Linked DNA regions of Homo sapiens: region 1 is linked to region 2. Evidence: read pairs that join two places in POLR2A ChIA-PET (ENCODE). Cell type or tissue: PC-9. All regions are shown on one strand. Each heading gives the region's core, and the rest is flanking DNA. Links, peaks and the distances in the headings are about the cores only.

What was found. ChIA-PET counts read pairs that join two places held together with the same protein. Peaks named below come from ENCODE experiments on the same cell type or tissue, not always from the same donor. Only the 100,000 strongest peaks of a DNase experiment are listed, where the experiment ranks them.
Region 1: POLR2A ChIA-PET joins it to region 2 with 20 read pairs; 7 of 35 experiments call an interaction of 5 or more read pairs at or near these places.

Annotation. Positions count from the first base shown.
Region 1 is chr1:29,041,826-29,053,456 of GRCh38, reverse strand. EPB41 (erythrocyte membrane protein band 4.1) reads right to left here. Exons shown (of 21, transcript NM_001376013.1): 12 at 145-353. Among named protein-coding and RNA genes, the nearest start is that of TMEM200B, 76 kb to the left of the region's middle. In PC-9, for the core only: no CTCF peak of the experiment used is centred there; no DNase peak of the experiment used is centred there.
Region 2 is chr1:29,100,665-29,112,295 of GRCh38, reverse strand. It overlaps EPB41 (erythrocyte membrane protein band 4.1), which reads right to left. Exons shown (of 21, transcript NM_001376013.1): 18 at 2,859-2,960. Among named protein-coding and RNA genes, the nearest start is that of TMEM200B, 17 kb to the left of the region's middle. In PC-9, for the core only: no CTCF peak of the experiment used is centred there; a DNase peak (open chromatin) is centred at 6,185; H3K27ac peaks cover 834 bases.

The DNA of each region.
Region 1 (11,631 bases), core at 1,603-9,602, 59 kb after region 2:
GAGACATCTTCATTTAGAAAGAATGAAGAATAACTTTGTTGAGTCTATGAGAATAAGCAATTGCTTTGAAAACGTTCCTGGTCAAAAAGTTAAGGCCTCTAAATCAGAAAGTGAGTTAGCTAGGTATTTGGACTGATGACATACCTTCCATGCTTCTGTGGGCTCTGGCTCAGCTTGCTCAGGTGGCTCGTCTTCCTTTTTCACTTCAGCCTTCACTGTTTCCTTCTGTGCTTTAGGGACCACTGTTTTTTTAGCAGAGGCATCTAGGACGCCACCTTCTGCAACCTGACCCTGAGTAATGGCAGGTGCAGAAGTGGGCCGAGGACTTCGGTCTGCCGAATCGACAGCTGCTGCTATGTGAGAAAGGGAAAAGGGAAGCATAAGTAAAGGCCAGAGCTACTGTATTATTTCAAAGTCACCAGGCAAAATAATTGTGAATCCAGGATACACACGAATGTTAGAGTGTGTAGTGGGCTATCACACAGAGGGTAAAAAATAAATCATTAGTGCTCTGCCAGGGAACTGATAGCAACAAGGAAGTTAAATGTACCCTCAGTAGAAAGGCTAAAATGTGTTAATGATCATGTTCCATGAATGCTGAATTCAGGGGAGACAAGATCAAAGAAAAGAAATAGAAAATCCATTTATCTCGTAATTTTAGTTTCAAAAACCTGCAATGTTGTCTATGGCAGGAAAAAAAGGGTTAACTAAATGTGATTTCTTCCATGAGGCATTTTAAAAATAAAGATGTGTTCATTTTTAGGTTATTTCAGGAACCTAAAAATATATTGTAAGAAAAAAGAATTAAGTCTGATTTCTTCTGTAAGCCTCCTTGGAATGATTACAAAATAACTTGATAAATGGCTCTTCTGGTAAGACATGAACTACTTTCTGATGCTTGTAAGGACAAATATTTGAACCAGATGCTCTCCCTTTTAATAATAAATCATTTGATTAAAATAACACAAATTCAAAATCTTTGACTGTCAGTCCTCAAACCTAAACAAAAATATCTTTTGAGTTCTGTCCTACTATCTCTCAGCCTTACCAATTTGTATTACAGCTCTTATTCTCTAATATGTTTAGGGCAGTGGTTCTCAACTGGAGTAAATTGTCCCCAGAGAATATCTGGCAATGTCCGGAGACATTTTTGGTTGTTGTAACAGAGGAGGGGAGAGACGGGAGGTACTGGCATCCAGTGCATAGAGGCTGAAGTTACTGAGGTTGAGAAACCTTAATTTAGGGGAAAAGTTGTATAGACTGTTTTAGAGAGAATAAACTATACAGACTTATGATAAAATCTTGATCTTTTCAAAGAGCCAATTGTTGTTTTGGAATATTTGGTATCTAAGTTTTAGACAGCTTACTTCAAAACAATCACTCATACTCTTTTTATGGTTTTTATGTTCATTCTTTCAGGGATATAAAACATTTACACTTTGTAATAAAACTTCACTTATCTGACAGTATCTAGGAATGAAAGTGTTTTTGTGCATGATTTAGTATTTCTGATAACATATTGTTATCCTCTTTTGTACTGAGACTTTTTTTTTTTTTTTAAGATGGAGTCTTGCCCTGTCGCCTAGGCTAGAGTGCAATGGCATGATCTCGGCTCACTAGAATCTCCGCCTCTCAGGTTCAAGTGATTCTCCTGCCTCAGCCTCCCCAGTAGCTGGGACTACAGGCACATGCCACCATGCCTGGCTAATTTTTTGTATCTTTAGTAGAGATGGGGTTTCACCATGTTGGCCAGGCTGGTCTTGAACTCCTGACCTCAAGTGATCTGCCTGCCTTGGCCTCCCAAAGTCCTGGGATTACAGGCGTGAGCCACCGCTCCCAGCCAAGACTCTTATATTTTAATCAATTTGCATGGAAATCAATAATTTTTATTATAGACTTTCCTGCATTCTTAAACTGACTATAACTGAACATGATTCATCCTGAAATTTTTAGATTTGTAAACTGTAAGGATCAGATAAAGGAATTCCATGAATCTGAACAGATAAAAACTTTAAATTCCCAACTACTTCATACAACAATATTAAGAAAGAAATGCTTGGCCAGGCACGGTGGCTCACACCTGTAATCCCAGCACTTTGGGAGGCCGAGGTGGGCAGATCACCTGAGGTCGGGAGTTCGAGACCAGCCTGGTCAACAAGGTGAAACGTCGTCTCTACTAAAAATACAAAAATTAGCCAAGTGTGGTGGTGGGCGCCTGTAGTCATAGCTACTCGGGAGGCTGAGGCAGGAGAATCACTTGAACCCGAGAGGCAGAGGTTGCAGTGAGCTGAGATCGTGCCACTGCACTCCAGCCTGGGCAACAGAGCCAGACTGTCTCCAAAAAAAAAAAAAAAAAAAAAAAAAAAAACAGAAAAAGAAAAAGAAAGAAATGCTCATTACTCTGTCATAATTTCCAATGAAAGAACTAATTCCTTAGCGGATATATAGGAAAAACAGCAGAAATTCAAGAATCCCCTTTATCAGCCAGGCGTGGTGGCTCACGCCTATAATCCCAGCACTTTGGGAGGCCAAGGTGGGTGGATCACGAGGTCAGGAGATTGAGGCCATCCTGGCTAACACAGTGAAACCCATCTCTACTAAAAAATACAAAAAATTAGCTGGGCGTGGTGGCGGGCGTCTGTAGTCCCAGTTACTTGGGAGGCTGAGGCAGGTGAATGGCCTGAACCCAGGAGGTGGAGCTTGCAGTGAGCCGAGATCGTACCACTGCACTCTAGCCTGGGCAACAGAGCAAGACTCTGTCTCAAAAAAAAAAAGGATCTCCTTTATCTTTCCATGAAAAATCTGCGGCCTCTTGCACAGATTGCTACTACTGGGTTAGTAGTAATAACTCTGGATTAGCACAGAGCTACTACTAATGGGTGCTTTAAGCAGTCACTGCAAGAGTGGCAGATGGCAGACCAAACCTGACAACACAGGGGAATGTGACAAAATATTTTGCTCACAGTTGTGTTTAAGTATCATTATACATGTGTATTCACACCTCCTCTCAAAGAATTAATTCAACTATGCCTGGCATCATAGAAACTTAGCCCATGCTTTCACCATGTGTTATTTTGCCACTTGTCTTTGGTTTCAATCCAGTACTAATACTGCAGAGCCAAATGATTTATGTCTTCAGCATTCCTAGCCTTGGCAATCTGTACTGTATGTGGAAAAGAAGGTATTAGTGTGGAAACTGACAGAAACAGAGTTCACAGATTGGAAAAATAATAACATTACAATAAAAAGCTCTGGCTGTGAAAGGCTGCGTGGAACAGAGGCAAAAGCCAAATCACGAGTCTTAGGCCCACACTCAGTCACATATAGTAGTGTGCCTAAGGCGTGGAGCTTAATCTTACAAACTTTAGTTTAATCATCTGTAAAATATGGAAGATATTAACTCTATAATATCATGGTAGTGATCATGGCTTTTTTTAACAGCTTTTTTTGAGATACAATTCACATACCACACAGTTCACTCATTTAAAATATATAATTCAATGCTTTTTAGTATATTCACAGTGTTGGGGGTAAGGATTGCTTTTTAAGATGTGTGGGTCTTCAGTTTTATTAATTCAGCTGTTAATATTTACAAGATTTTGGTGCATATATAGACAATACATAACTTTAAAAATCCAGTATCTCCCATATCTGAGGGTCTACATAAAGAAAAATGCTGATGGTGACCCACTAACTTCAATACTATATTGCTCTTGGCTGACAACAGAAACTTAGATAGTTATATACTACAGCAGTAAAGAATAAAATTCAAACCATCAGACTGAGTAAAGGCAAACAACTTCTACTTCTAGCTGTTATTTACTAGCACAATTTCTGCTAGTATGCGGTAGGGTGGTTCTTTTATCAGAGGACCACATAAATCATTTGTGTCCTCTGATACAATGTTTGTTTTTCAAGACAAAAAACAAAAAAATCAGATGATGCTCAGGCCCACTCTAGTGAGATGAGCTATCCAAGAGTGAGGCTTGGGCATGTGTTTTGTTTTAAAGCTCCAAAGGTGATAAGGATGTACACCCCTGGCAAGAATCACTGTAACCACTGCTCACTGAATGGATGAACTACCTGGTTGTGTGGCCCTTTCTTTTGTGCTCCAGTTTCCTCATGAGTAAAACTGTAATTCCTAAATGTTTTCTCTTATTGACTAAGTTGCTAGTATTAAATAGGAATACATGGAAATGGTTTGAAAAGCAAAAAGTGCAAGAAAAATATAATCTTTGTCATCATTATTAGCTACGCTTGCAACTTACTACTCTATCATAAAACTGGGATCTGAACCAGTTTTGGTACTCCAGCTGGTGAAGCAGATGCTCTAAGCACCACACATAACAGAAGAGGAAGGGAATGCTCATTTTTATCATTAAAATAAGACCCCTTATAAAGCAATTCTTGTAAAAGTTTCCCTGATACACCATCTCTAGCTTACAGAGTTATATTAATCTTTTGAAAAGGGAGGGGTGACTCAACGGGAAAAAGTATCTTTTAAGGAGCACAGAGAAGTATCTAAGGAAAGGAGGGAAAAATAGTTACACAGACATATTTCCACTTTTTATACTATAGTACAAAGAGAAAAATAAGACATTTAAAAACAGAACTACAAAAAAAAATTGTCCTATTCAGTTTATATGCACTTCAGATACTTAAAAGATAGAACAGTGCCTGGAACATACTAAGTGCTCAAGGAATATTGACTATTAACTTTTATTCTACTCTTTCTAAAAAAAAGAAGTCATCATGGTGAAGAGTAAAAAGCATGGGCCTAGGAGAATTGTCCCGGATTCCCTTCTAATTCTTTCCAACTAGCTATGTAACCTTAGGCAAGTCACTTACATTCTAAGGTTAAGTTGTAAGAAATAATGAACATTAATGAGTATCTAGTTCAAGAATTTTTTTTAAAAAAGCTCAATAAAAGCGTAAAGAAAATAATAGGCCGGGCGCGGTGGCTCACGCCTGTAATCCCAGCACTTTGGGAGGCTGAGGTGGGTGGATCACCTGAGGTCAGGAGTTCGAGACCAGCCTCAACATGGAGAAACCCCGTCTCTACTAAAAATACAAAATTAGCCGGGCGTGGTGGTGCATGCCTGTAATCCCAGCTACTCGGGAGGCTGAGGCAGGAGAATTGTTTGAACCTGGGAGGCAGAGGTTGCGGTGAGCCGAGATCACGCCATTGCACTCCAGCCTAGGCAACGAGAGCAAAACTCCGTCTCAAAAAAAGAAAATAATAAAGATATCAGCTGGCATGAGTTAAACTATATATAATAGGAAAAAAACAACAAAACCAAAAGTTGGTTCTTTGAAAAACTTAAGACAATTACTTTGTACCCCATAAATATATACAATTATAAATTGTCAGCCAGGCTCGGTGGCTCACTCACGCCCGTAATCCCAGAACTTTGGGAGGCCGAAGCAGGTAGATTACTTGAGGTCAGGAGGTAGAGACCAGCCTGACCAACATGGTGAAACCTCGTCTCTACTAAAAATACAAAAATTAGCCGGGCATGGTGGCGCATGCCTGTAATCCCAGCTACTTGGGAGGCTGAGGCGGGAGAATCGCTTGAACTTGGGAGGCAGAAGTTGCAGTGAGCCGAGATCACGCCATTCCAGCCTGGGCAGCAAGAGTGAAACTCCACCTCAAAAATAAATACATACATACATACATACATACATACATAAATTGTCAATTTACAATATAAAAAAGAAAAGATTAATAAAATCAATATACCTCTACCAAGGCTATTCGAAACAAAAAGGTACAACTTACCAATATCAGGAATGCAAAAGTGGACCCTGCTATAGTTCTTACAGATATTGAAAAGATACCCAGCTTTATGTAAATATATTTGGAAATTTAGATAAAATGCACATTTCCTAGAAAAACACAACTAGGCCAGGTGCGATGACTCACACCTATAATCCCAGCACTTTGAGAAGCCAAGGTGGGAGGACTGCTTGAGCCCAGGTGTTCAAGATCAGCCTGGGCAACACAGTAAGACCTTGTCTCTACAAAAAAAAAAAAAAAAAATTAGCCAGGCGCGGTAGCGTGAACTTGTGGTACCAGCTACTCAGGACGCTGAGGTGGGAGGATCATTTGGGCCTGGGAGGTCAAGGCTACAGCAAGCTATGACGGCACTACTGCACTCCAGCCTGAGAGAGCTAAGACTCTCTCTCCAAAAAAAAAAAAAAAAGGAAAGAAAGAAAGAAAAAAGAAACACAATTTATCAAAACTGAAACAAGAACTAGAACATTTTAATAGTCCCTTATCTAATAAAGACACTGAATCTGTAAGTAAAGAACCTCCCACAGTGAGATCTCTAGGACCAGATATGGCTTCATAGGCGAATTCTTCTAAACAGTAACAAAGAAATGACAACAGTCTTTAACAAACTCTTCCAGAGAACAGAAAAAGAAGGAATTCTTCTCAATTTATTTTATGAGACCAGCATAAACTCGAAACTAAAACCTGACCACAACATTACAAAAGGAAAATTATAGGCCTATCTCTCTTATGAAAATAGTTGTAGAAATCCTAAAACAATAAAAAAGAAAAGAGTATTACGACCAATTCGAACTTACTCCAAAAATTCTTAGGTCGTTTAAAAATTGAAAGTAAAAATAATATACCACATTAACATAAAAAGGAGAAAAATCATTTTATTATATCAACTGATGAAGTAAAAAGCATTTGATAAAAGTAACACTAATTCACAATTAAAATGTGTAGGAAACTAGAATGACAACTTCCTTATATGATAAAGAAAATACCATATAAGGAAGCTTGATGAAATACTGAAGCTTTTGCCCTAAAATTGGGAAAGATGATAGTTATTAATGCTTGTATTCAGCATTACATTGGACGTTCTAGCCAGCAACAAAGCAATTAAAGAAATTAAAAATGCGAGATGGAAAGGAAGACATACAACAATCATTATTTTCAGTTGATGTTGAGTACACAATAATGTATACCCCAAATAATCCACAGATAAACCATTAAAATTAATAATAAATTTTTTAGGGCTGGGTGTGGTGGCTCACGCTTGTAATCCCAGCACTTTGGGAGGCCGAGGTGGGTGGATCACGAGGTCAGGAGTTCGAGAACAGCCTGACCAACAGGGTGAAACCTCGTCTCTACTAAAAATACAAAAAATTAGCCGGGCATGGTGGTGGCGTGCACCTGTAATCCCAGCTACTCAGGAGGCTGAGGCAGGAGAGTCACTTGAACCCAGGAGGCAGAGGTTGCAGTGAGCCGAGATAGTGCCACTGCACTCCAGTCTGAGTGACAGAGTGAGACTCTGTCTCAAAAAAAAAATAAAATTAAATTAAAAAAAAATTTTTTTAGTAAGATTACTGAGTATAAGGTCAAACTAGAAAAATTAATTGTATTTCTATGTACCAAAACAATTGAACAAAAAATAAAAAATTTAGGATACCATTTATTTTATTTTGTTTTATTTTATTTTATTTTAGAGACAGGGTCTCACTCTGTTGCCCAGGCTGCAGTGCAGTGGCACAAGCACAGCTCACTGCAGCCTTAACCTCCTAGGCTGAAGTGATCCTCCTGCCTCAGCCTTCCATGTAGTTGGGACCACAGGTGTGCACTACCATGCTCAGCTAATTTTTTTTTTTTTTTTTTTAGAGACAGGGTCTTGCCATGTTGCCCAGGCTGGTCTTGAACTCTCAGACTCAAGCGATCCTCCCACCTTGGCCTCCCAAAGTACTGGGATTATAGGCATGAGGCACTGCAACCAGCCAAAAACCAAAAGATACCATTTAAGATAGCAAACGATGGCTGGGTGTGGTGGCTCACTCTTGTAATCCTAGCACTTTGGGGAGCCAAGGTGGGAGGATTGCCTGAGCCTGGGAATTTGAGACCAGCCTGGGCAACATGGCAAGACCCTGTCTCTAAAAAAAAAAAAAAAAATTAGCTGGGCATGGTGGCATGCACCTGTAGTCCTAGCTACTTGTGAGGCTGAGGTGGGAGGATCACCTGGGCCTGGGAGACTGAGGCTGCAGTGACTTGTGATCGCTCCATCGCACTCCAGCCTGGATGACAGAGTGAGACCCTATCTAATAATATTAATATAAAATAGCAAATGACATCAAATCTGTAAGAATAAATCTAATGAAAGATGCACAAGTTACCTACACCAAAAATCACAAAACATTACTGAGAGAAATTAAAGGAAACCCAAACAAAAGGAGGGTTATAGCATGTTTGTGAATCAGAAGACTCAATATTATAATACCAATTATCTCCAAACTGATCCATATAATCAACTAAATCCCAATAAAAGTATTAAGACTTTTTTAGTGGAAATAGAAAATCTGATTCTACAATATATAAGATAACGCTAAGGGCTAAAAATAGCCAAGATAATCTTAGAGAATATTGTTAGAGAATTTAAACACTTATAAAAGCTAGAATAATTAAGATAGTGTGGTATTGACACAAGGGTACACAAAGATCAATACAAGAGATTAGAGAGACCAGAAATGAACTCCCAAATTTATGGTCACCTGATTTATAACAAAGGTGACACTGGAATGCAGTAGGGAAAGAATGGTATTTTATTTTATTTTATTGTTATTTTTGAGACGGAGTCTCACTCTGTCATCCAGGCTGGAGTGCAGGCGCGATCTCAGCTCACTGCAACTTCTGCCTCCTGGGGTCAAGCGATTCTCCTGCCTCAGCGTCCTGAGTAGCTGGGAATTCAGGCATGTGCCACCATGCCCAGCTAACTGGCTAATATTTTTGTATTTTTAGTAGAGACAGGGTTTCAACATGTCAGCCTGGTTGGTCTCGAACTCCTGACCTCAAATGATCCGCCCGCCTCAGCCTCCCAAAGTGCTGGGATTACAGGTGTGAGCCACCACATCCAGCCAATATTTATTTATTAAATACACTGTAGCAAGAACTGTGGTAATTACCATGAAAAGTTAAGACCATACATCTTAAAAAAAAATTCAGAATATAAATGTAATAAGGCAGTCAAGATGTGATTTCTGTAAAGCTTTCTAACTTGTTCAAGGTACCAAAGCTCATTAACACTTGACTCTTTGGTTATCTTTGCTATCAGGAAAAGACAATACATCAGGCATAGTATCTATATAACCATGAAACTCCATTTAGCAAGGAAAGCCATGGAACATGCTATCAGACAGACCTGGATTTTTGTCATAGTTTGCAACTTACTGTCTGTGAGATGCTGAACAAGTCACTTAAACTTTCCAACCTCAGTTTTCTCACCTGAAAAATGGGGATAAAAAGATAATTCCCCACACATAAGGTAAACTAGAAGTAAGGTGATTTACTGGACAAGGAGGGAGATGCCTGATATTGTTATCTGAATATGGCAAAGACATGAAGATTAAATGATTATGCCTCAAACTTAACTTATCCACAGTAGGAGTTTTTATTTTCCATATCCCCAACTCTGCTACTCTCCCAGATTTTCTCATTCTACTAAATGATTAAGCCAAGCAATAAAACTTGAGTTTCTTTTCCTTATCATCTCCAATACTTAATTTGTCAGCAATTCAGTCAGCCCTATCTCCAAATGTATCCCTGACTACTTTTCCCTGTCTTTGTTGCCAACACTCAAGTCCAGGCTGTCCCAGACTCTGCAACAGCCTTCGCCCTGCTTTTCACTGACACTTCAATGGACTATTCAGCTGTCAGCGATCTTTTAAAAATGGGATTCAGATTGCATCACTCCCTCTAATAGCTTCCCAGTGCAAATGAAATACAATCTAAACTCTTTACTGTGACCCACAAGGCCCTATACAATCTGGCTCCCACCTACTTCTCCGACCTCACTTATTTTGTACTCCTCGCCCCTTCATTTTCTGGAATCTAGACCTATGCTGTCTGATATGTGAGCTACACACCACATGTGGCTATTTAAATTGGAATTAAAATTCCGTTCCTCAGGCACATAGCCACATTTCAAGTTCTTAGCTTAGCAGCTATTGGCTGCTGAACTGGATATCACAAAATGAAAGATTTCCATCAGCACAGAAAGGTCCATGGGACAGCACTGCTCTAGACACATGGCAAGCTCATTCCTACTTTCAGGACTTTGTACTTGCTACTCCCTCTTCTGCAAGGCTCTTTCCCCAGATTTTGAGATGGCCGGCTCCTTCACATAATTCAGGTCTCAGCTCAAATGAAGCTCCTCAAAGAAGCCTTCTAAATTAGATTGGACCATCCAATCTGAAATACTCCTTAATTTCCCCCATCCCCAGATAGTCTATATCCCTCATCCTGTTTTATTTTCTCCACAGCATTCATCACCATCTGAAATTATTTTGTTTTATTCTTCTTTGTTTCCAATGACAGAAGGTAAGCTCCATGAAGGCAGAGACTATGTTTGTGTGCTCACGGCTGTATCTCTAGTGACTGGAATACCATCTGGCCCATAGGAAAAATTGTTGAACAAAGTAATAAATATGTATCTGAAAGAACATGAGTTTTGGAGTTAAACCAACCTGAATTTCACTCTTAGCACTTCCATTTACCAGATGTCACGTCTTATGAAAAGTCATTTTAATCTCCAAGCCTAGTTCATAGTGTTTTCATGAAGATTAAGACAAAGCATGCAACATGCCTTGTATTGTTACTATTAAAACAGCCCCTCAGGAGAGTAGAAAAACACCAAAAAAAAAAAAGTTGGGGGGTGTCATGTCTATAATCTCAGCACTTTGGGAGGCTGAGGCAGGCAGATTACTTGAGGCCAGGAGTTCAAGACTAGCCTAGCCAACATGGTGAAACCCCATCTCCACTAAAAATACAAAAATTAGCCAGGTATGGTGGCACATGCCTGTAATCCCAGCTACTTGGGAGGCTGAGGTACGAGAATCACTTGAATCTTGGAGGCGGAGGTTGCAGTGAGCTGAGACTGTGCCACTGCACTCCAGCTTGGGTGACAGAGTGAGGCTCTGTCTCAAAAAAAACAAAACAAAACAAAACAAAAAAAACAAAAAAGCATGACTCACAGTATGGAAGCACAAAAGTCCTACTGCTTAGGTGATCTTTTTTCCAAATGTGGCTGACCCCTTCCTGATTCCTCTAAATTAAGGACATATGCTCTCATAATGCCTTGTTTCTTCCACTATGATGAATATTATAATATCCTCCATTAGGTTAAGAATTGAATGAGGGCAGGGACTCTCACTATAATATCTCTTGCACCTAGCTCATTACCTAGCACAAGAGATGACTAAACTATGAAACCAAGAGGAACATTGTAAAAATGATCTTTTCACATTCTATTATAAAATTTCCTCACATCATGGAAAGAAATACTTGCTCAATTAGTAGGGAACTTCCAAATGGTGACTATGGCTGCTGTACAATGGTCTACATATCTCATGAGAGGGTCTGCATACATCTACAAACCAGAATATAGTAGCATGGTTCCAGATGATACAAATGTTACAGCCAGAAAAACAGCATCTTAATGATAGCTAACATTTTGTGGGGGGAACTCATTAAGTGGCAGCCATTGTGCTAAATACCATACATATGCCACCTCATTTATTCCTCATGAAAACTCTTTGAGGTAGTATGATACTATCATCATCTCCATTTTACAAATGATAAAACTGAGGCACAGA
Region 2 (11,631 bases), core at 1,398-9,397:
GGTTTAGTGGTTCACACTTGTAATCTCAACACTTTGGGAGGCTGAGATAGGAGGAATGCTTGCGGCCAGGAGTTTGAGACCAGCCTGGGCAACATAATGAGACCTCGTCTCTATTAACAAACAAACAAACAAAAAAAGAAAAATAGCAAAGATTATTCCGAAAGCTCCACTCCAAATTTTAATCTACTGCTGGGTACTGCAAAGGACAGCTTTCTAACCTACTTGTCCAAAATCTCAACCAGACCTGCTACTTCTACTCCCTTGTAGAGTACACTTCTACTCCCCTGGATTATTAAAATCTTTGTTTTTTTTTTTTTTTGAGACAGAGTCTCGCTCTGTTGTCCAGGCTGGAGTGTAGTGGTGTGATCTCGGCTCACTGCAACCTCTGCCTCCCGGGTTCAAGCAATTCTCCTGCCTCAGCCTCCTGAGTAGATGGGACTACAGGCACGCACCACCATGCCCAGCTAATTTTTGGATTTTTAGTAGAGATGGGGTTTCACTATGTTGGCCAGGCTGGTCTCAAACTCCTGACCTTGTGATCCACCCACCTCAGCCTCCCAAAGTGCTTGGATTACAGGCGTGAGCCACCACATCCAGCCTTGATTACTACAATCTTTTTTATTTATTTATTTATTTATTTTTTGAGACGGAGTCTTGCTCTGTCGCCCAGGCTGGAGTACAGTGGTGCGATCTCGGCTCACTGCAAGCTCTGTCTACTGGGTTCACACCATTCTCCTGCCTCAGCCTCCCAAGTAGCTGGGACTACAGGCGCCTGCCACCACGCCCGGCTAATTTTTTCTATTTTTAGTAGAGACGGGGTTTTTTGTCAGCTAGGATGGTCTCGACCTCTTGACCTCGTGATCTGCCCGCCCCGGCCTCCCAAAGTGCTGGGATTACAGGTGTGAGCCACCGCGCCCAGCCTGGATTACTAAAATCTTTATTAAGCTAAACAGAAAGTCACAATTCTGTATTTACTTTCTCCTTTTTCTTCCTCCTGAATACCACAGAAATCTAGCAAGTAAACAAAATAGGACTTTCTGTGCTCTTCTCTCATACATTTCTGTTTTAGAGACTGGATACTGATGCTATACATTTTAATTGATCATTTTCTTTTTCTTTTTTTTTTTTTGAGATGGAGTCTTGCTCTGTTGCTCAGGCTAGAGTGCAGTGGCATGATCTTAGCTCACTGCAACCTCCGCCTCTTGGGTTCAAGTGATTCTCCTGCCTAAGCCTCCCGAGTAGCTGGGACTATAGGCGTGTGCCACCATGCTCGGCTAATTTTTATTTTTTTAGTAGAGATGGGGTTTCGCCATGTTGGCCAGGCTGGTCTTGAACTCCTGATCTCAGGTGATCCGCCCGCCTTGGCCTCCCAAAGTGTTGGGATTACAGGCATGAGCCACCATGATCATTTTCAAGAGGAAAAAAATCTGAAGGCTATGAACAAATATGTCACACAGCTTGAAACTGGGCTCTTGTATTTTAAAGCATTTTCATATTATTGATGTCAAAAGGTCCTCACATAATCTCCTGAGGGTGAGTAGATTTCTCTTTCTGGTAGATGAGGAAAACCAAGGTCTAGACACATTAAGTTAACTAGTTTCCAGTCATCTGTGTATTGATGAGAGAGCTTGGTCAAGAAGCTATATTTCTTACCTATTAAAAAAAGTATTTTCCTCTAGTGTTACAGCAAACATCGATTGCCTCTGATTTTCTGGGGGTAGTTCCAATTTTAGATATTTTCTCTCTCTTGCTTCCTATAAACTACATTCTAATAATTCCAATATTTCAGCATCCAAACAAGTTCTCATGGCCTTGTCCCTGGAATGCTGTAAAAATTCTTCCTCAGACCCAGAGTTCTGATTTTGGGCTTGGAAAATATGGTTGTATAAAAATACCAAAAATAATTTCCCTGAAGCTGACTTTTTGTTTTGTTTTGTTTTTACAGAGATAGGTTTTAGGGTCTTGCTCTGTCACTCAGGCTGGAGTGCAGTGGCATGATCACGGCTTACTGCAGCCTTGATGCCCTGGGCTCAAGTGATCCTCCCACCTCAGCCTCCCAAGTAGCCGGGACCACAGGCATGCGCCATTATGCCCAGCACATTTTTTTTTTTTTGTATTTTTTTGTACAGATGAGGTTTCACTATGTTGCCAAGGCTAATCTCAAACTCCTGGGCTAAAGGGATCCACCTGTCTCAGCCTCCCAAAGTACTGGAATTACAGGTGTGATTACACCACGCCTGGCCCCTTAAGTTAACTTTCTATTGAGATAGAGTCTGCTCGCTCACCCAGGCTGGAGTGCAGTGGCGCAATCTCTGCTCACTGTAATCTCTGCTTCCTGGGTTCAAGCAATTCTCCTCCCTCAGCCTCCCGAATAGCTGGGACTACAGGTGTATGCCGCCACACCCGGCTAATTTATGTATTCTTAGTAGAGACGGGGTTTTACCATGTTGGTCAGGCTAGTCTCGTACTCCTGATCTCAGGTGATCCACCTGCCTTGGCCTCCCAAAGTGCTGGGATTACAGGTGTGGGCCACCATGCCTGGCCATGCTGACTTTTTAAACTTACTTCCACAGCCAGACAGGGGACTCACTGACCAGAGAGACAGATGTGTAAAGAGAACAACCACACCTACCTTTAGGAGACTACTAAGTAGGCAGGGATACTCTCAGGGTATCTCCCTAGATTTATTGCTGGGGAAGGCAGCAGGGCCTTTCCATCCAGGACTCTTTGAATAATGTGGCTTACTAGGGATGGAGCTGAAAATATTTGCTTATGGACTAGGGTCCTTCTTGCAGAGAGGTGGCAGCAAGCTTAGCCTGCCCCTGGGTTCCATAAAGAGGTTCTAGCTGGTCTGTTACCTTGGTAATTTGAGTTGTGGTGGTGCTGCTTGGGGTCTCAGATGTGATAGTTTGAGCTGTCAGCAAGACTCCTGGGTCCAAGTCTCCACTGTTGTCGTCAGTCTGCAGAAGAAAGCATGGCTCATCATCATGCCTCTCAGGAAGACTGGGCAAATGTTGCAGGCTGCAGCTTTGCTCTTCAGCTGCACATTCTGATGCAAAAATCTCATTCCCTTAGAATGACCTCTTTTTTTTTTTTTGAGACGGAGTTTCACTCTTGTCGCCCAGGCTGGAATGCAGTGGCGTGATCTCAGCTCACTGCAACCTCCGCTTCCCGGTTTCAAGCAATTCTCCTGCCTCAGCCTCCTGAGTAGCTGGGATTACAGGCATGCACCACCACACCGGGCTAATTTTGTATTTTTAGTAGAGATGGGGTTTCTCCATGTTGGTCAGGCTGGTCTCAAACTCCCCACCTCAGGTGATCCGCCTGCCTCGGCCTCCCAAAGTACTGGCATTACAGGTGTGAGCTACCGCACCCGGCCAGGGTAACCTCTTTTTTTTTTTTTTTTTCAGGGTAACCTCTTAACAAATAAAATAAATTGGGCCATGCTCGGTGGCTCATGCCTGTAATCCTAGCACTTTGGGAGGTGTAGGCGGGTGGATCACCTGAGGTCAGGGGTTTGAGACCAGCCTGGCCAACAGAGTGAAACCCTGTGTCTACTAAAAAAACAAAATTAGCCGGACGTGGTGGTGCTTGCCTATAATCCCAGCTACTCGGGAGGCTGAGGCAGAAGAAATGCTTGAACCTGGGAGGTGGAAGTTGCAGTGAGCCAAGATCCCGCCACTGTACTTCCAGCCTGGGCAACAGAGTGAGACTCTGTCTAAAAATAAATAAATAAAATAAAATAAAATAAATTCCCTGGGCACAAAGTTCCTTCTAAGAAAGTTGGATGGGTATAGTTTCCTTAGCACTGAGTCAGTGACAGGAATGGATCAGAAATAGGAGGCAGGGGCCGGGCACGGTGGCTCAGGCCTATAATCCCAGCACTTTGGGAGACCGAGGGGGGCAGATCACCTGAGGTGGGGAGTTTGAGACCAGAATGACCAACATGGAGAAACCCCATCTCTACTAAAAATACAAAATTAGCCGGGTGTGGTGGTGCATGTCTGCAGTCCCAGCTACTCGGGAGTCTAAGGCAGGAGAATAGCTTGAACCCAGGAGGCAGAGGTTGTGGAGAGCTGAGATTGCGACATTGCACTCCAGCCTGGGCAACAAGAGCGAAATTCTGTCTCAAAAAAAAAAAAAAAAAGAAATAAGAGGCAGGAACATAGCCACAGGTCAACATTAGTGACAATAATTAAGCACATGTATAGCATTTTATAGTTCACAAATGCCTTTCAAACATTAGCTTTTTTTTTTTTTTTTTTTTGAGATGGAGTCTTGCTCTGTCACCCAGGCTGGAGAGTAGTGGCGTGATCTCAGCTCACCGAAACCTCCACCTCCTGGGTTTAAGCAATTCTCCTGCCTCAGCCTCCTGAGTAGCTGGGAATATAGGCACGCGCCACCACGCCCGGCTAATTTTTGTATTTTTTTTTTTTTTTTTTTTGAGATGGAGTTTCGCTTCTGTTGCCCAGGCTGGAGTGCAATAGTGTGATCTCGGCTCACTGCAACCTCTGCCTCCCAGGTTCAAGCAATTCTCCTGCCTCAGCCTCCCAAGTAGCTGGGATTACAGGCGCCTGCCACCACGCCTGGCTAATTTTTGTATTTTTAGCAGAGATGGAGTTTCACCATATTGGCCAGGCTGGTCTCGAACTCCTGACTTCGTGAACCGCCCACCTCCACCTCCCAAAGAGCTGAGATTACAGCTCTTTGAGCCACCGCGCCCAGCCGCTAACTAATATTTTCTTCAGCCAAGACCAGTCATCTACTTTAGATTCAGACTCAACTAATATTTATTATACTCCTACTATGTGCCAAGCATATAATTCAACTGTTGTCTCAATTATGCCTCTCAATATCTGAGGGAGGAACCATTATTATACACATTGTACAGTTAAGAAAACAGAGCTCCAGAGAGGTTAAGAATTTGTCCAAGACTCTAATGGGTGTTTGAACTAGGACTCAGGGCAAGAAACTCCCTGTTTGAAGTCTGGGGTTTGGGTCCCCACTCAGACAGTAACCAGCTGTGGAACCTTGGGCAAGTCACTCTGACTTCTCTGAGCTTTAGTTTTCTCATTTATTTGATTTTTAAATTTTTATTTATTTTATTTTTTGTTGAGAGGGAGTTTTGCTTTTTCCCCAGGCTGGAGTACAATAGTGGGATCTCGGCTCACCGCAACCTCCACCTCCTGGGTTCAAGCGATTCTCTTGCCTCAGCCACCCAAGTAGCTGGGATTACAGGCGCATGCCACCACACCTGGCTAATTCTGTATTTTTAGTAGAAACAGGGTTTCACCATGTTGGCCAGGCTGGTCTCAAACTCCTGACCTCAGGTGATCCACCCTCCTCAGCCTCCCAAAGTGCTGGGATTACAGGCGTGAGCCATTGCACCCAGTCTAGTTTTCTCATTTATAAAAGCAATACTGGGGACTGGGTGCAATGGCTCACACCTGTAGTCCCAGCACTTTGGGAGGCCAAGGCAGGCGGATCACGAGGTCAGGAGTTCAAGACCAGCTGACCAATATGGTGAAACCCCATCTCTACTAAAAATACAAAAATTAGCCAGGTGTGGTGGCAAACGCCTGTCGTCCCAGCCACTCAGGAGGCTGAGGCAGGAGAATCTCTTGAACCTAGGAGGTGGAGGTTGCAGTGAGCCAAGATTGTGTCACTGCACTCCAGCCTGGGTAACAGAGGAAGACTCCATCTCAAAAAAAAAAAAAAAAAAAAAAAAAAATCCCAGCTACTCGGGAGGCTGAGAGGTTGCAGTGAGTTGAGATTGCGCCACTGCACTCCAGCCTGGGCAACAAGAGTGAAACTCCATCTCAAAAAAATAAATAAATAAATAAAATAAAAAATAAAAGCAATATGGGAATATGTGTTCTGCCTACACCGTAGCACTGTTGTGAGCATACAAAGAAATTATACAAATAAAATTAGCTTATAAATTGTTATAACATGAATTTGCATGCCAGAAGGGCTAAAGCTTTTTGAAGAACTCCTCTATAAACCTGTGACTCTATCTTTATCTACCTCCTGCCCGCTCCCTCTAGTCTCTTTTCTGTCTCTGAAGAATGCTAAAGATGCAGGAGACACTGTTATGTTTTCCTACTTACCCTGTTCCCATACAGGGCCTGTTTTCCTTGATCCTCTTACCAATGTTTCCTCATACTGGTCATTTGTCCTATGACCCAGCAATTTGACTCTTAGATGTTTACTCAAGATAAATGAAACGCCCACAACAAGATTTGTGGCCAGGCACGGTGGCTCATGCCTGAAATCCCAGCACTGTGGGAGGCCGAGGCAGGTGGATTGCCTGAGGTCAGGAGTTTGAGACCAGCCTGGCCGACATCATGAAACCCTATCTCTACCACAAAATACCAATAAATTAGCCAGGCATGGTGATACATGCCTGTAGTCCAGTTACTCTGGAGGCTGAGGCAGGAGGATCGCTTGAACCAGGAGGCGGAGGTTGCAGTGGGCTGAGATCATGCCACTGCACTCCAGCCTCGGCAACAGAGCCATACTCTGTCTCAAAAAAAAAAAAAAAAAAAAAAAGATCTGTACATGAACATTCATAGCAGCTTTATTAATATTTTCCCAAACTGAAATTCATCCAACTGTCCATCAACAAATGAATGGATAAACAAATTGTGGTATATTCATTCAATGTAATACTATTCAGCAATAAAAAAGAGGGAACTACTGATTCACATAACATGGATGAATCTAAAAAATATTATATTCAGAAAGAAGGCAGACACTGTTGGGTACGGTGGCTCAGGCCTGTAATACCAGCACTTTGGGAGGCCAAGGTGGGTGGATCACCTGAGGTCAGGAGTTCAAGACCAGCCTGGCCAACATGGTGAAACCCCGTCTCTACTAAAAATACAAAAATTAGCCAGGTGAAGTGGTGGGCACCTGTAATCCTGGCTACTCAGGAGGCTGAGGCAGGAGAATCGCTAGAATCTGGGAGGTGGAGGTTGCAGTGAGCTGAGATGGTACTACTGCACTCCAGCAGCCTGGATGACAAGAGTGAGACTCCAATTCAAAAAGAAAGAAAGAAGCCATACACAAAAGTGTACTACTGTATACTTCTACTTACATGAAGTCCAAACCAGGCAAAACTAAGCAATACTGATAGAAAGCAGAGCACTGGCTGCCTAAAGGGGTAGAAATCAGATGGAAAAGGCTATGAAGCCAGTTTCAGGGGTAATGTTCTGTATCCTAAATGTGTCTTGGTTACACATGTATAGCCATTTGTCAAAACCAATCAAATTGCTAGGCATGGTGGCTCACATCTGTAATACCAGCACTTTGGGAGGCTGAGGAGGGAGGATTGCTTGAGCCCAGGAGTTCGAGATCAGCCTTAGCAACAAAGTGAGTCCCGTGTGTACAAAAAATTAAAAAATTAGGCCGGGCACAGTGGCTCACACCTGTAATCCCAGCACTTTGGGAGGCCGAGGCGGAAGGATCATGAGGTCAGGAGTTCGAGACCAGCCTGACCAACATGGCGAAGCCCTGTTTCTACTGAAAAAAGAAATACAAAAATTAGCCAGGCATGGTGGCCCGCACCTGTAATCCCAGCTACTCAGAAGGCTGAGGCAGGAGAATTGCTTGAACCCGGAAGGCAGACGTTGCAGTGAGCTGAGATCATGCTACTGCAGTCCAGGCCAGGTGACAGAGCGAGACTCCGTCTCGAAAAAAAAAAAAAATTAAAAAGTCACATGTAGTGGTGTGCGCCTGGAGTCCTAGCTACTCATGAGGCTGAGGTGGGAGGATCACTTGAGCCCAAAAGGTCGAGGCTGCAGTGAACTGTGGTCATGCCACTGTAACTCCAGCCTGGGCAACAGTGCGAGACCCTGTCTGTGCATTTCACTGTATGTAAATTTTACCTCAAACACACCCATATACACACATAAAAAACTACACGTAAAAACTATCCCCTCTGACCATGTTTTCCAAAGCACAGAGACTGTGAATAAATAAAAAAATGGTGCTCCGGCTTACTTATCCAGCAAGATAATAAAAGCAAAAGTAGAAATAGTAAATAAATAATAACAATTGCAAATGAATATCTAGTGCTTATTATCTGCCAGGCACTTTGGAAACATTTATGTGCATTAATTCATTTATTCCTGACAACAATCCTATGAGGTACAACTATTAGCCACATTTTACAAATGAGGAAACTGAGGCACATGGCGATTTAGTAATTTGACTGCACACTAGTGACAGGGCAGGTTCAAAGCCAGGAAATCTGACTCTGACTCGAAAGTCAACACTCTTCCCCACTCTACCCCACTGTCTAGCATAAGTAATAAAAAGCAATGTGGGCCGGGAGCAGTGGATCACGCCTGTAATCCCAGCACTTTGGGAGGCCAAGGCGGGCAGATCACCTGAGATCAGGCATTCGAAACCAGCCTGACCAACGTGGCAAAACCCATCTCTACTAGAAATAAAAAAATTAGCCGGGCATGGGGGCGCATGCCTGTGGTCCCAGCTATTTGGGAGGCTGAGGCTGGAGAATTGCTTGAACCTGGGAGGTGGAGGTTACAGTGAGCCGAGATCGCGCCACTGCACTCCAGCCTGGGTGACAGAGTGAGACTCCATCTCAAAAATAAATAAATAAACAAACAAACAAATAAAATAAAAAGCAATTTGTATCTTGACTGTCTTAAGCCTGGTTAAAATGAAATAAAGGCAAATGTTTAACAACGCAATATAATAATAGCTACCATTATGAATAGCTAATAAATACCAGGCAAACATTGTGCTTATTTCAATAACTTGATCACAGTATTTTTCAGAAGAGAAAACTAAGGCTCAAAAAGATAAGGGACTTGCCCAAGGTCACAAAACTAGCAAATGTCGGAATTAAGACCTAAGTCACTCTAATTCCAAAGCCCACGGGCTCTGTCAAGAATATCACGCTGCCTTTATATTTCTCTAATATGTCAGGATATTTTAAAATGACTGCTTCCATTTCCTTTTTTTGTAGGAGCTACCTACACCCACACCACAGGGACTTCTGTGGTCAGTGTGGCTCTAACTTTTAAAACAATTTATTTTGAACCATTTAAATTTTGGGGGCGCAGGGTGCGGTGGTTCATGCCTGTAATCCCTGCACTTTGGGAGGTCGAGGCGGGCTGACTACTTGAGGCCTGGAGTTTGAGACCAACCTGGCCCACAAGGTGAAACCCTGTCTCTACTAAAAATATAAAAATTAGGCTGGGTGCGGTGGCTCACACCTGTAATCCCAGCACTTTGGGAGGCCAAGGTGGGTGGATCACCTGAGGTCAGGAGTTCGAGACCAGCCTGACCAACATGGTGAAACCCCGTCTCTACTAAAAGTACAAAAATTAGCTGGGTGTGGTGGTGGGTGCCTGTAATCCCAGCCACCTGGGAGGCTGAGGCATGAGAATCGCTGGAACCCAGGAGGTGGAGGTTGCAGTGAGCCGAGATGGCACCACTGCATTCCAGCCTGGGCGACAAGAGGGAAACTCTGTCTCAAACAAAAATAAAAATAAAAATATGAATATAAATATTAGCCAGGTGTGGTGGCATGCACATGTAATCCCAGCTACTCAAGAGGCTGAGGCACGAGAATCACTTGAACTCGGGAGGCAGAGGTTGCAGTGAGCTGAGATCATGCCACTGCACTCCAGCCTGGGCTACAGAGCAAGACTGTCTCTAAATAATAATAATAATAATAAAATAAAATTTTTTGGCTATGTCTATGCTATAAAAATTTTAATACTTCAAAATGTTTTACAGTGAAAAGTCAGTTTCCCTCCCACTCCTGACCCGAGTCCTGCAGTCTCAGTCTCCTTCATCAGGGGCCACTATACGTTTTGGTTGTTGGTTTTTTGTTTTGTTTTTTAGTACCCATTCAGAGAGAGTGTATTGATATACAAACCTAAACACACATAGCTGCAATATACATCCCTTCTCCCCTCCATAAACAGTACCACCATAGTGCACCATGCTTGTTCACTTACCAATTTATCATGTAGCTTGTTCCCATCAGAAGCTTTTATTAAAGGCCACACAGAATTACCTTAATTGGATGTACCATAATGTATTTAACCAGCTCTCCACTGATGGACATTTAGCTTGTTTCCATGGTAGTGACAACTTAAAGGGATTCTGCCATATGAAGTAATTATTTCCTATATCCTCTGGCTAATAGCGTGTACAATTTTTAAGTAATTTCCTATTCCTTTCTTTTTCAGTCCCCTTCACTGCCAAGACCTATTCATTCATTTCTCTGTCTCTCTCGACTGACACATTTCTTTTTTCTTGTTTCCTCAGACACTTCAGTTCTTTACAAGCATTTCTCCAGAGATGTTCTAGTCATATTCCTGGTCCCAGACCTCTCCCTACTTTATTTTGTTTTTTTGATACAGGTCCTCACTCTGTTCCCCAGGCTGGAGTGCAGTGGCACAATCACAGCTCACTGCAGCCTCGAACTCCTGGGCTCAAGGGAGCCTCCGCCTCAGCCTTCCGAGCAGCTGAGACTATGGGTGCGTCCACCACGCCTGGCTCATTGCTTCAATTATGCCACTTTGTTAGTATCGATAAACTTTACGCAACCTCTCATTATTTGTTTATTTATTTACTTATTTATTTTTGAGATGGACGCTCGCTCTTTCACCCAGGCTGGAATGCAGTGGCATGATCTCGGCTCACTGCAACCTCCACCTCCCAGGTTCAAGCGATTCTCCTGCCTCAGCCTCCCAAGCAGCTGGGACTATAGGTGCACGCCACCACGCCTGGCTAATTAAACTCTCATTATGTACCAAACTCAAAATCTGCACTCTAGACCACGAAAGAGAGAATAGGGAAGCATACTGACACTAAGTGTCCATAAACATGCCCAGTGCTTTGCAGACATCATTTCACCTAATTTTCCTCCAAAGCTTGCAATGGTCAGTGGTATTATCCCCACTTTACAAACAAGGAAATACAAGCTTAGAGAGATTAGCAACTTGCCTAAGGTTACCTAGTTGGTACCTACCTGATTGAGCTAGGATACAAATTCTATTTCTCTCTTTCTCTTTTTTTTTCTTTTTTTGAGATGGACTTTTGCTCTTGTTGCCCAGGCTAGAGTGCAATGGCGCCATGTTGGCTCACTGCAACCTCCACCTCCCGGGTTCAAGCGATTCTCCTGCCTCAGCCACTCGACTAGCTGGGATTACAGGCATGCACCACCGTGCCCGGCTAATTTTGTATTTTTAGTAGAGATGGGGTTTCACCATGTTGGTCAGGCTGGTCTTGAACTCCTGACCTCAGGTGATCCACCCACCACGGCCTCCCAAAGTATTGGGTTTACAGGCGTGAGCCACTGCACCCGGCCCTCTTTTTTTTTTTGAGACAGGGTCTTGGTGTGTTGCCCAGGCTGGAGTACAATGGCATGACTCTAGCTCACTGTAGCCTTGAACACCTGGGCTCAAGAAATCTTCCCAACTCAGCCTCTGAATAGCTGCAACTACAGCTATGCCACCACACCCAGCTAATATATATATTATATATATTATATATTTAATGTGTAATTATATATTAATTTACATATTTAATATAATTATATGTTGTATTAAATATATATTATAATTATATAATTTAATATGTATAATT